Regions from separate parts of the Homo sapiens genome. Here region 1 is linked to region 2. The links are chromatin contacts, found by Hi-C in ENCODE. All regions are on one chromosome and are shown on one strand. Each heading gives the region's core, a stretch centred on a gene start or an enhancer-like site at or near the end of the contact. The rest is flanking DNA. Distances are from core to core; before and after follow the strand shown. Region 1 holds the start of KRTAP5-7 (keratin associated protein 5-7). Region 2 holds the start of KRTAP5-2 (keratin associated protein 5-2).

Region 1 (4,929 bases), core at 143-2,642, about 70 Mb after region 2:
GCCCACACAGAGTCCCCACTGGGGCATTGCTTAATTGAGCTGTGGGGAGGAGGACACCATCCTCCAGGCCCCAGAATGGTAGAGCCACTGGCAGCTTACATCTTGAGCATGGAGAAGCTGCAGGCACACAACTCCAACCCATGAGAGCAGCTGCAGGGTGCGAACCTTGCAAAGCCACAAGGGTGGAGTTCCCCAAGGCCTTAGGAGCCCACCCCTCACTCCAGTGTACCCTGGATGTGGGACTGGGAGTCCAAGGACATTATTTTGGAGCTTTAAGATTTAATGGCTGCCCTGCTGGATTTCAGACATGCATGGGGTCTGTAGCCCCTTCCTTTGGGCTGATTTCTCCCTTTTGGAATGGGAATGTTTACCCAATGCCTCCACCCTCATGTATCTTCAAAGTAAATAATGTGTTTTGATTTTCACAAGTTCATTGGTGGAAGGGACTTGGACTTGGGACTTTGGACTTGATGTTGGAATGAGTCAAGACATTGAGAGGACTGTTGGGAAGAGATGATTCTATTCTGCAATGTAAGGACATGAGATTTGAGGGGTCAAGGGGATAATGATACAGTTGGGATGTCCCCTCCAAATCTCTTGTCGAAATGTAATCCCCAGTGTTGAAGGAGGGGCCTGCAAGGAGGTGTTTAGGTCATGGGGGCGGATCCCTCATGACTGGCTTAGCGCCATCTCCTTGGTGATGAGTGTGTTCACTCAGATCTGGTTGTTCGCAAGTGTGTGGCCCCTCCTCACCCCTTGCTCCCACTCTCACGATGTGGTGAGCCTGCTCCTGCTTCACCTTCCACCATGAGGAAAAGCTCCCTGAGGGCCTGCCCAGAAGCTGAGCAGAGGTGGGTGCCATGCTTGTGCAGCCTGCAGAACCATGAGCCATTCTAACCTTTCCTTTATAAATTACCCAGCTTCAAGTATTTCTTTAGAGCAATGCAAAACTGAGAATGGCATGAGTAAAATATAAAGACCATGGATAATTTTGAAATCTAAAAATGTGAAATTAATATTCCTGGGGGAGTCAACACAGGAAAGATGAGAGCACGTGGGCAAAGGCTGTTGCCCATTGGTCACATGTGGTCAGCAGAGAGCAGGTGACCAGCACCCTGGAGCTTTGCGGGAAGCACCAGACAGCCTGGAGCTGAGGTTTCAATTGTAGGGGCCAAAACAAATAGGGAAAAAGACAAATTTAGTAAACAAAGAAAGTAGATGCTCAACTGAGCCAGGAGGAAGTCACTAGCAAAGAGGAAAAAAAATAGAGCTCTGGAAAAATAGCGTAAACAGTCACAAGGAAGCGACCCTGTATTGTGCCTGACCTCTGGACAGGTATATAAAGAGCCCGGGCTCAGGGGGCTCCACACCTGCACCTCCCTCTCACCTGCTCCTCTACCTGCTCCACCCTCAATCCACCAGAACCATGGGCTGCTGTGGCTGTTCCGAAGGCTGTGGCTCCGGCTGTGGGGGCTGTGGCTCCGGCTGTGGGGGCTGTGGCTCTGGCTGTGGGGGATGTGGCTCCAGCTGCTGTGTGCCCGTCTGCTGCTGCAAGCCCGTGTGCTGCTGTGTGCCAGCCTGTTCCTGCTCCAGCTGTGGCTCCTGTGGGGGCTCCAAGGGAGGCTGTGGCTCCTGTGGGGGCTCCAAGGGGGGCTGTGGCTCTTGTGGGGGTTCTAAGGGGGGCTGTGGTTCTTGTGGCTGCTCCCAGTGCAGCTGCTATAAGCCCTGCTGCTGCTCCTCAGGCTGTGGGTCATCCTGCTGCCAGTCCAGCTGCTGTAAGCCCTGCTGCTGCCAGTCCAGCTGCTGTAAGCCCTGCTGCTGTTCCTCAGGCTGTGGGTCATCCTGCTGCCAGTCCAGTTGCTGCAATCCCTGCTGCTCCCAGTCTAGCTGCTGTGTCCCCGTGTGCTGCCAGTGTAAGATCTGAGGCTCTGGACTCAGGTCTCATGTGAGTCCTGCTAACCCCATTTTCCGAAGCTGTGACCTGTCCTTCATCGTTGAGCCCCAAACCACTGCTCAGGGTCCATTCCTCACTATAAGATGAAGCCATATCTGCCTGCCTTTTCCTAAGGAGAGTCCACCCTAATTAATGTCCATTCCCTCCTAACAAATTCTCTTCCCAAGTCAACTGCAACTGCGGCTGAATCACCCCTCACCCGCTAGCCTTGCCTTTGCTTGTGTATTCAGAGGCCTGAGCTCCTGAACCCACTTGAAGTCCTGTCTTTTCCAGCTGGAGCAGCTGGGCATGAGTGTCCCACCTGCAACAAGGTGGGCGTTTAAGAGGCTTCCTTGGAGTGGCTTTGCCTGTCCAACACTCTGCTTTATCTTAAATGAAAAGTTGCAAACTAATAAAAATACCATGCCGACAAACTGAAACACATATCTTGCTGATTTCTCTGTTGTTCGGGGTCATTACTATGGCTATGGCTATTGTTTTCTTGTTCTTGTTGTGTTTCGGACTGCGTGGGTCTGATGCTGATGTTGCTGGAAGGTGCTAGGATGGGGCTGGCTGTCTCCTCTGCCTCTCATCTCCTTCCTGGCTGACCCCTCTTTTCTCAGAACCCCTCTCTTCCTAGGTCTTTCCAGCTATTGATCTGATGGAGACAGGACTGTTCCTCAGGCCAGGGCCACAGAAGCAGAAGAGGCTGCTGAAAACTCTGGGGAGTTCAGACTTGCCTCCTTTCCCTGGTCCAGGCCTCTGCCATCTTCCTTTGGGAAGTTTTTGTAACCAACTTACTCTGATTGTCTTTGTTGTTACACAGCCTGTTGCCTCTGTAAATAAACACTCCTAGCACCAAGCCAATATTGCTTTTTAAGAATTTTGAAAGGGCCGGGCGTAGTGGCTCACGCCTATAATCCCAGCACTTTGGGAGGCCGAGGCAGGCGGATCACTTGAGGTTAGGAGTTTGCGACCTGACTGGCCAACATGGTGAAACCCTGTCTCTACTAAAAATATAAAAATTAGCTGAGTGTGGTGGCACGTGTCTGTAATCCTGGCTACTTCGGAGGCTGAGGGAGGAGAATGGCTTCAACCTGGGAGGGGGAGGTTGTGATGAGTCGAGGTCGCGCCACTGCACTCCATTCTGGGCGACAGAGCAAGACTCCGTCAAAAAAAAAAAAAGGCAATATTAATAGAGTTGAATTATTTCAAGTTATTTGGAAACACAGCAATTTATTGGTGGGATATGTCCTAAGCATAGAAAGAACACAAAAATAAAATTCCTAAGCTATTTTTAGTAGTCATGGTGGCAGCAGTGGTGTCGTTATTCTGCTGTGAATGCTGTATGGAAAAAGCAAATGCATAATTAGGTTGGTATCAGAACTAGAATTTTTGGTGTGGAACTGATGAGGTTAAGTAAAAACCTTGTCATCCTGAATTTGAATTAGATATATCGATATGAAATCATGATGTTTTTTATCCAAATAAAAATAGTTTCCTCCTCCATTGGAAGACTTAGAAATAATGAGCCATCCTGTAGCAGTGAACACTCCTAGCACCAAGACTGTTTGTTATCTTCAAATGCTATTTATTGTATCTACCTGGAACCTGGCTTCTCTGGTGAATGGGCTGGAAGCGAACAAGACAAATCTAGAACATCTTGTTATCCCAGAAAGCAGAGATGATAACTAAGACTAATGCAGTCACATCAAAAGAACTAAAGAGTCAGCCGGGCAAGGTGGCTCATGCCTGTAATCCCAGCATTTTGGGAGGCTGAGGCGAGTGGATCACTTGAGGTCAGGAGTTCGAGACCAACCTGACCAACATGGTGAAACCCTGTCTCTACTAAATACAAAAAATTAGCCAGGTGTGGTGGTGCATGGCTGCTGAGGCGAGTGGATCACTTGAGGTCAGGAGTTCGAGACCAGCCTGACCAACATGGTGAAACCCTGTCTCTACTAAATACAAAAAATTAGCTGGGTGTGGTGGTGCATGCCTGTAATCCCAGCTACATGGGAGGCTGAGGCAGGAGAACCCTTTGAACCTGGGAGGCAAAGATTGCAGTGAGCTGAGGTGGCGCCATTGCACTCCCGCCTGAGCAGCAAGAACAAAACTCTGTCTCAGAAAAAAGAAAAAAAAAATGGTGAGAGGCAAACCTAGAGAAACTCTCTGTAGACAGACTTGGGACAACCTGAACACCAATTTCTTAAATGGACTGATACACATCAAATATGTTTAAACTAGGAGTGAGTAATCATACACAAAAAATAATAATACAGATCCTATGCAAACTGTAAAACTTAGTTGCCTTTAGAGGATTCTAGGAATCAGTTCATTATTTTAAAGATGACTAAGTAAAGGAAAATAATCAGGCACTTATTCTATCTCTGACAGACAAACTCTATCTTATGGTAACAAAATTAGAGGAAGTATTCCAGTTTATAAATAAAGAAGAAATCATAGAATTAGAAACTCATCATTTTGTAACCCCTAATGAAATAATGGGGCTATCAAATTTACTGCATGCAGCCAAATCAGTGGAAAATTTATAGCCTTAAATGCATATGTTAGAGTAAAAATGAAAAACTTAAGCTCATTTAGCCAAAAACCTATCTATAGGACTGGCAGCATTGCCACGCAGAGCACAGAATGGGGTGATAATTAGGGCTATTTGTAGGCATCCTGGTTCTCCTCTCCTTCTGGGAACAGGTTGGATGGCAGGTAATAGGGTGGCCCTTTCATGAGCCCTCTCTAAGTCAGGTGTGGCCATGTGATTTGCTTGCGTCAGTGGGAAGAAGTTTGAAGCACCTGCTGCAGTTTTCTGCATTCTCTCTTTCTTCCCCCACCATGACCACTAACGTTCCAAGCAGTGGCTGCTGCTTCCGACTGAGTCCCAGAGTGATGAAGTACAGAGCAGAGTCACCAGCTGATGTGCAGTGACCTGCGATGTGAACAAGAAGTAAGCCTGTGTCGTGTGAAGTCACTGAAACGTG
Region 2 (5,539 bases), core at 218-2,717:
GCCCTGCCTGGGGTCCTTCCGAGGCCCCAGAGGAGAGCGGGAAGCTGGAAGCCATGGGTCTTGTGCAAGGCCCTGCTTGGCTGGTCGTCAGGACTCAGGGCCCGCCTGCCCCTCTGCGCCTCTAGGGCGGGCATTGAATGCCGAATCCTCCCCGGGCTGAGCCCTCTTCTCCTGCAAGCAGAGACTGTGAAGATATTTGAGGCCGAGAGGAGGACAGAAGGGAATGGCAGGCTTTTTTGTGAATGTACCAGGCCTGCTGGCAGGCGTTTCCCAGCTTAGCTGACAGATCAGAACACAGAATCGGTCACCGCACAGGAAAGGGGTTGGACAGAATTGCACCAAGTATACAGTTGATTTACAGACATGAGAGGCTTTATTGCAAGGAAATTCATTCATTATTTTGTTATTTTTTTTTAAACAGATGGAGACAACAGGAAGGAAAGAGACCTTCCTGGTCACACTTGGGCCACAGGAGAACAGGCAGCGGCCCAGGAGGATCCAGGGTCCTGATGGTGGTTGAGAAGCTGGTTCTTAGTGATCACTCAGAAACGTCGGCCTGGCCTTGTGGGGTCAGACCTTGCATCTCAGTCAGCCCAGGGAGAAGAAGAAGATGGTCCACACCCAAGTGCAGGGAACATCGTGGCAGTCGGCTGGGTGCCTGCGTCCAGGCGAGGACACCTCCCGCATCAGGGAAACACACGTTTCTGGAGTGAGGAGGCTGAAGGCAGGGCCCAGAGGAGAGCTGAGCCATGGAAGGAGGTGTGTGCATGGATGGTGAGCTAGAGCAGGTGCAGGTGCCTCAGGGAGGATGTGTGGGACGAACTGACTCAGGGAACCATAAGAAATGCTTTCACCAAACAGGAGAAACCTGAAGGTCTGGGTCCAGAGCCTCAGATCTTACACTGGCAGCACACAGGGACACAACAGTTGGACTGGCAGCAACAGGGCTTGCAGCAGCTGGACTGGCAGCACACGGGGACACAGCAGCTGGACTGGCAGCAGCAGGGCTTGCAGCAGCTGGACTGGCAGCAGGATGATCCACAGCCTGAGGAGCAGCAACAGGGCTTACAACAGCTGGACTGGGAGCAGCCACAAGAACCACAGCCCCCCTTGGAACCCCCACAGGAGCCACAGCCCCCCTTGGAGCCCCCACAGGAGCCACAGCCCCCCTTGGAGCCCCCACAGGAGCCACAGCTGGTGCAGGAACAGGCTGGCACCCAGGAGCACACGGGCTTGCAGCAGCAGACAGGCACATAACATCTGGAGCCACATCCCCCACAGCTGGAGCTGCAGCCCCCACAGCCAGAGCCACAGCCCCCACGGCCGGAGCCACAGCCCCCACAGCCAGAGCCACAACCCCCACAGCTGGAGCCACAGCCCCCACAGCCGGAGCCACAGCCTCTGGAGCAGCCACAGCAGCCCATGGTTCTGGTGGATTGAGGGTGGAGCAGGTAGAGGAGCAGGTGAGAGGGAGGTGCAGGTGTGGAGCTCCCTGAGCCTGGGCTCTTTATATACCTGTCCAGATGTCAGGCATGACACAGGGTCCCTTTCTTGTGACTGTTTACACTATTTTTCCAGAGCTCTATTTTTTTCCTCTTTGCTAGTGACTTCCTTCTGGCTCAGTTGAGCATCTACTTTCTTTGTTTTCTAAATTTGTCTTTTTCCCCATTTGTTTTGGCCCCTACAATTAAAACCTCAGCTCCAGGCTGTCTGGTTCTTCCTGCAAAGCTCCAGGGTGCTGGTCACCTGCTCTCTGCTGACCACATGTGACCAATGGGCAACAGCCTCTGCCCACGTGCTCTCATCTTTCCTGTGTTGACTCCCTCAATAATATTAATTTTACATTTTTAGATTTCAAAATTATCCACGATCTTTATACTCATGCCAGTCTCAGCTTTCCGGGTGTGTTAGACCATTCTTTGCATTGCTCTAAAGAAATACTTGAGGCTGGGTAATTTATAAAGGAAAGAGGTTAGAATGGCTCATGGTTCTGCAGGCTGCACAAGCATGGCACCCACCTCTGCTCAGCTTCTGGGGAGGCCCTCAGGGAGTTTTCCTCACGGTGGAAGGCGAAGCAGGAACAGGCACACCACATGGTGAGAGTGGGAGCAAGGGGTGAGGAGGAGCCACACACTTGTGAACAACCAGATCTGAGTGAACACACTCATCGCCAAGGGGGTGGCACTAAGTCACTCATGAGGGATCCACCCCCATGACCCAGACACCTCCCTGCAGGCCCCTCCTTCAACACTGGCCAACAACTATATGAAAAAATGCTCCACATCACTAACTATTCGGGGAATGTAAATCGAAACCACCACGAGATACCATCTCATATCAGTCAGAATGGCTTTTGATAAAAAGTAAAAAACAAAACAAAACAAAAAAACCTAAAATCAGATGCTGGCAAAGCTTGAGAGAGAAGGGAACACTTGTACACTGTCGGTGGGAATGTAAATGAATTCAGCCACCACGGAGAGCAGTTTGGAGATTTCTCAAAGAGCTAAGAATTGAACTACTATTTGACCCAGCAATCTCATGATTGGGTATATACCCAAAGGAAAATAAATCAATCTACCAAAAAGACACATGCATCCATATGTTAATTGCAGTGCTATTCACAAAAGCAAAGATGTGGAATCAACCCAGGTGCCCATCAATGGTGGATTGGATAAAGAAAATGTGGTACATATACACCATGGAATACTACACAGCTGCAAAAAAGAACGAAGTCATATCTTTTGCAGCAGTATGGATGAAGCTGGAGGCCGTTATCCTAAGGGAACTAATGCAGAAGCAGAAAACCAAATACCACATATTCTCACTTATAAGTGAGAGCTAAACTTTGAGTCCACATGGACATAAAGATGAAAACCATAGACACTGGGGAACAAGAGGAGGGAGGAAGGGAGGGAGGGGGCAAAGGCTGAATACTGGGGAACAAGAGGAGAGAGCAAGGGGGCAAGGACTGAAAAACTACTGGGTACCACAGTCACTATTTTGGTGATGGATTCATTCATACTCCAAACCTCAGCATCACACAATATACCCATGTGAAAAACCTGCACATGTACTGCCTGATTCTAAAATAAAAGTTGAAGAAAAAGTTCTTTATATACTCTAGATACTAGATGCTTATCAGATATCTGATTTGTAAATCTTTTCTTCCTTTATTATGTAGACTGTTCTTTCACTTTGTTGATAGCGTCCTTTGGTGCAAAAATATTTAACTTTTGATGGCATCCAATGTATTTGTATTTCTCTTTTGTTGCTGGTGCTTTTGGTGTCCTATCTATGAATCCACACCGAATCCAAGGTCATGTTTTCTTTTAATAGTTTTATAGATTTGACTCTTAAATGTAGGCCTTTTGACCCATTTTAAATTAATTAGTGTATGTGGTGTGAAGTAGGGGTCCAGCTCATTCCTGTGCATGTGGATGTCTAGTTTCCCAGCATCATTTGTTGAAGTACTGCTCTTCCTCCATTGAATGATCTGGCACCCTGTCAAAAATCAGTTGGTCATCTACATGAGGGTTTATTTCTGGCTCTCAATTCTATTCCACTGGTTTATACATTTATTCTAACAACAGTGCTAAACTGCCCTGATGACTGCAGCTTTGTAGTAAGTTTTCAAATTGGCAAGTGTGAGCCCTCCAACATTGTTCTTCTTTTTAACCTTGTTTTAGCTATTCCGGGTCCCTTGAGATTCCACATGAACTTTAAAATCAGCCTGTGAATTTCTACAAAGAAGCCAGCTGCTTTCCTGATAGAGATTGCATAGACTCTGTAGATCAATTTTGGGGGTATTGCCATCTGAAAAATGTTAAGTCTCCTGATACATGAACATCAGTCTGCTTTTGGGCTGCCATAACAAAATACCACGGATTTGGTGGCCCAACAACAGGCATTTATTTTCTCACAATTCAGAAGTCCAAGATCGGGTGCAAGCAACTTTTGTTTCTGGTGAGGGCTCTCTCCTTTGGTTGCAGATGGCCGCTTTCCCACTCTTTGCTCACATGGCCTTTCCTTTGTGTGTGGAGAGAGAAAGAGTTGGAGGGAGGAAGAGAGAGAGAGAGAGAGAGAGAGAAAGAGAGAGCGAGACAGAGGCAAATGCTCCCTGGTGTCTCTTCTTATGAAGATGCAAATCCTGTGGAAGCCCTTATGACCTTACGTAACCTTAATTTCTTCCTTGGAGAACTCGTCTCCATATACAACCACAATGGGAGTGATGGATTCAACATATGAATTTGAAAGAACATGAATATTCAGTCCACAACAAATCTGGGATGTTTTAGATCTTCTTTAGTTTCTTTCAACAGTGTTTTGTCACTTTCAGAGTTGCAAGTGAGTAGAAATACAATTGATTTTTATATATTGGTCCTGTATTCTGAAAACTTGCTGGATTCATTTATTAGTTCTATAATCTATAAAACACTGGCCGAGCACGATGGCTCATGCCTATAATCCCAGCAATTTGGGAGCCCAAGGCAGGTGGATCACATGAGGCCAAGAGTTCAAGACCAGCCAGGCCAACATGGTGAAACCTCATCTCTACTAAAAATATAAAAACTAGCTGGGCACGGTGGTGCATGCCTGTAATCACAGCTACTTGGGAGGCTGAGGTGGAAGAATTGCTTGAACCAAGGAGGCAGAGGTTGTAGTAAGCTGACATTGTGCCACTGCACTCCAACAACCGAGCGAGACCCTGTCTCAAAAAAAAAATCTATAAAACATTAGTAGCTCTTACAAATTGACAAGTAGAATACAAACAACCAAGTTTTTAAAAAGATGATTCTCTGATAAACAAATGGAAGTGTGCAATTAAAAATATAAAAAGTAAATCAGACTCACTGGTAGTCAGATACACGGGATCTTTTCTGTGGAGTCCTAATGATGGAAAAGGAGCCAGGTTGGTTGGACCAAGGGAAAGCAAAAAGAGAAGGCAGATGAACTACAAGTCTGCCTTTCTTCCTGGTGCAGGACTTAGCCCTCCTATGCAAATAACTCACATAACTCACAATCTTCCTGCACTCAACTTATGACCTCAGTTGATAGAAAAATGCAAATTAGCTCACTGAAACCTTGGCATTATCAGCACTGCATGTAACCCTCTCCGGCACAAGCACCATCCTATAAAATCCCCAGCAAGCCTTTGTCTCCTGGCAGCCAGCTCCTCCCTTGCTGACCTGCCCTTTCCATTCTTGCAACGTATTTTCCTACATTCTCTAATAAATCTGCCTTTCCTTACCTACAACTGTCTTGGTAAATTCCTTTTCTGCCCACGCTAGTGGACTCAGTTAGTGGCTACCTGCAACATTTTATATCTACTAGACTGACCAAAATTAACAAGAATAATAACACCTATTGCTAGTGAAATTGGGGGAAAAGGTACTCATACATTGTTCTGGGGATACAATTTATTACAGTTTTTTTGAAAACAATATCTAATAAAATTAGGTCATATCAATACAATTAGTCTTGAAATTACTGAAAAAAGATTAAACGTAAACATATTCGTGTATACATATATGTGTATGAT

The links. A loop is a pair of places that touch in the nucleus more often than their neighbours do.
Region 1: a map of IMR-90 shows a loop between it and region 2 (90-fold over the local background). The contact joins the promoter of KRTAP5-7 here to the promoter of KRTAP5-2 in region 2. A Hi-C loop is called at or near these places in 3 of 168 maps with a recorded cell type or tissue (HAP-1, IMR-90 and gastrocnemius medialis).

Annotation. Positions count from the first base shown.
Region 1 is chr11:71,525,875-71,530,803 of GRCh38, forward strand. KRTAP5-7 (keratin associated protein 5-7) reads left to right here and starts at 1,393. Exons shown (of 1, transcript NM_001012503.2): 1 at 1,393-2,795. The coding sequence starts at 1,427. The coding sequence ends at 1,924. RefSeq lists enhancers at 1,281-1,782, 1,783-2,282.
Region 2 is chr11:1,596,827-1,602,365 of GRCh38, forward strand. KRTAP5-2 (keratin associated protein 5-2) reads right to left here and starts at 1,468. Exons shown (of 1, transcript NM_001004325.2): 1 at 351-1,468. The coding sequence starts at 1,424. The coding sequence ends at 891. KRTAP5-AS1 (KRTAP5-1/KRTAP5-2 antisense RNA 1) reads left to right here. Exons shown (of 2, transcript NR_021489.2): 2 at 422-2,358. RefSeq lists enhancers at 1-96, 671-1,244.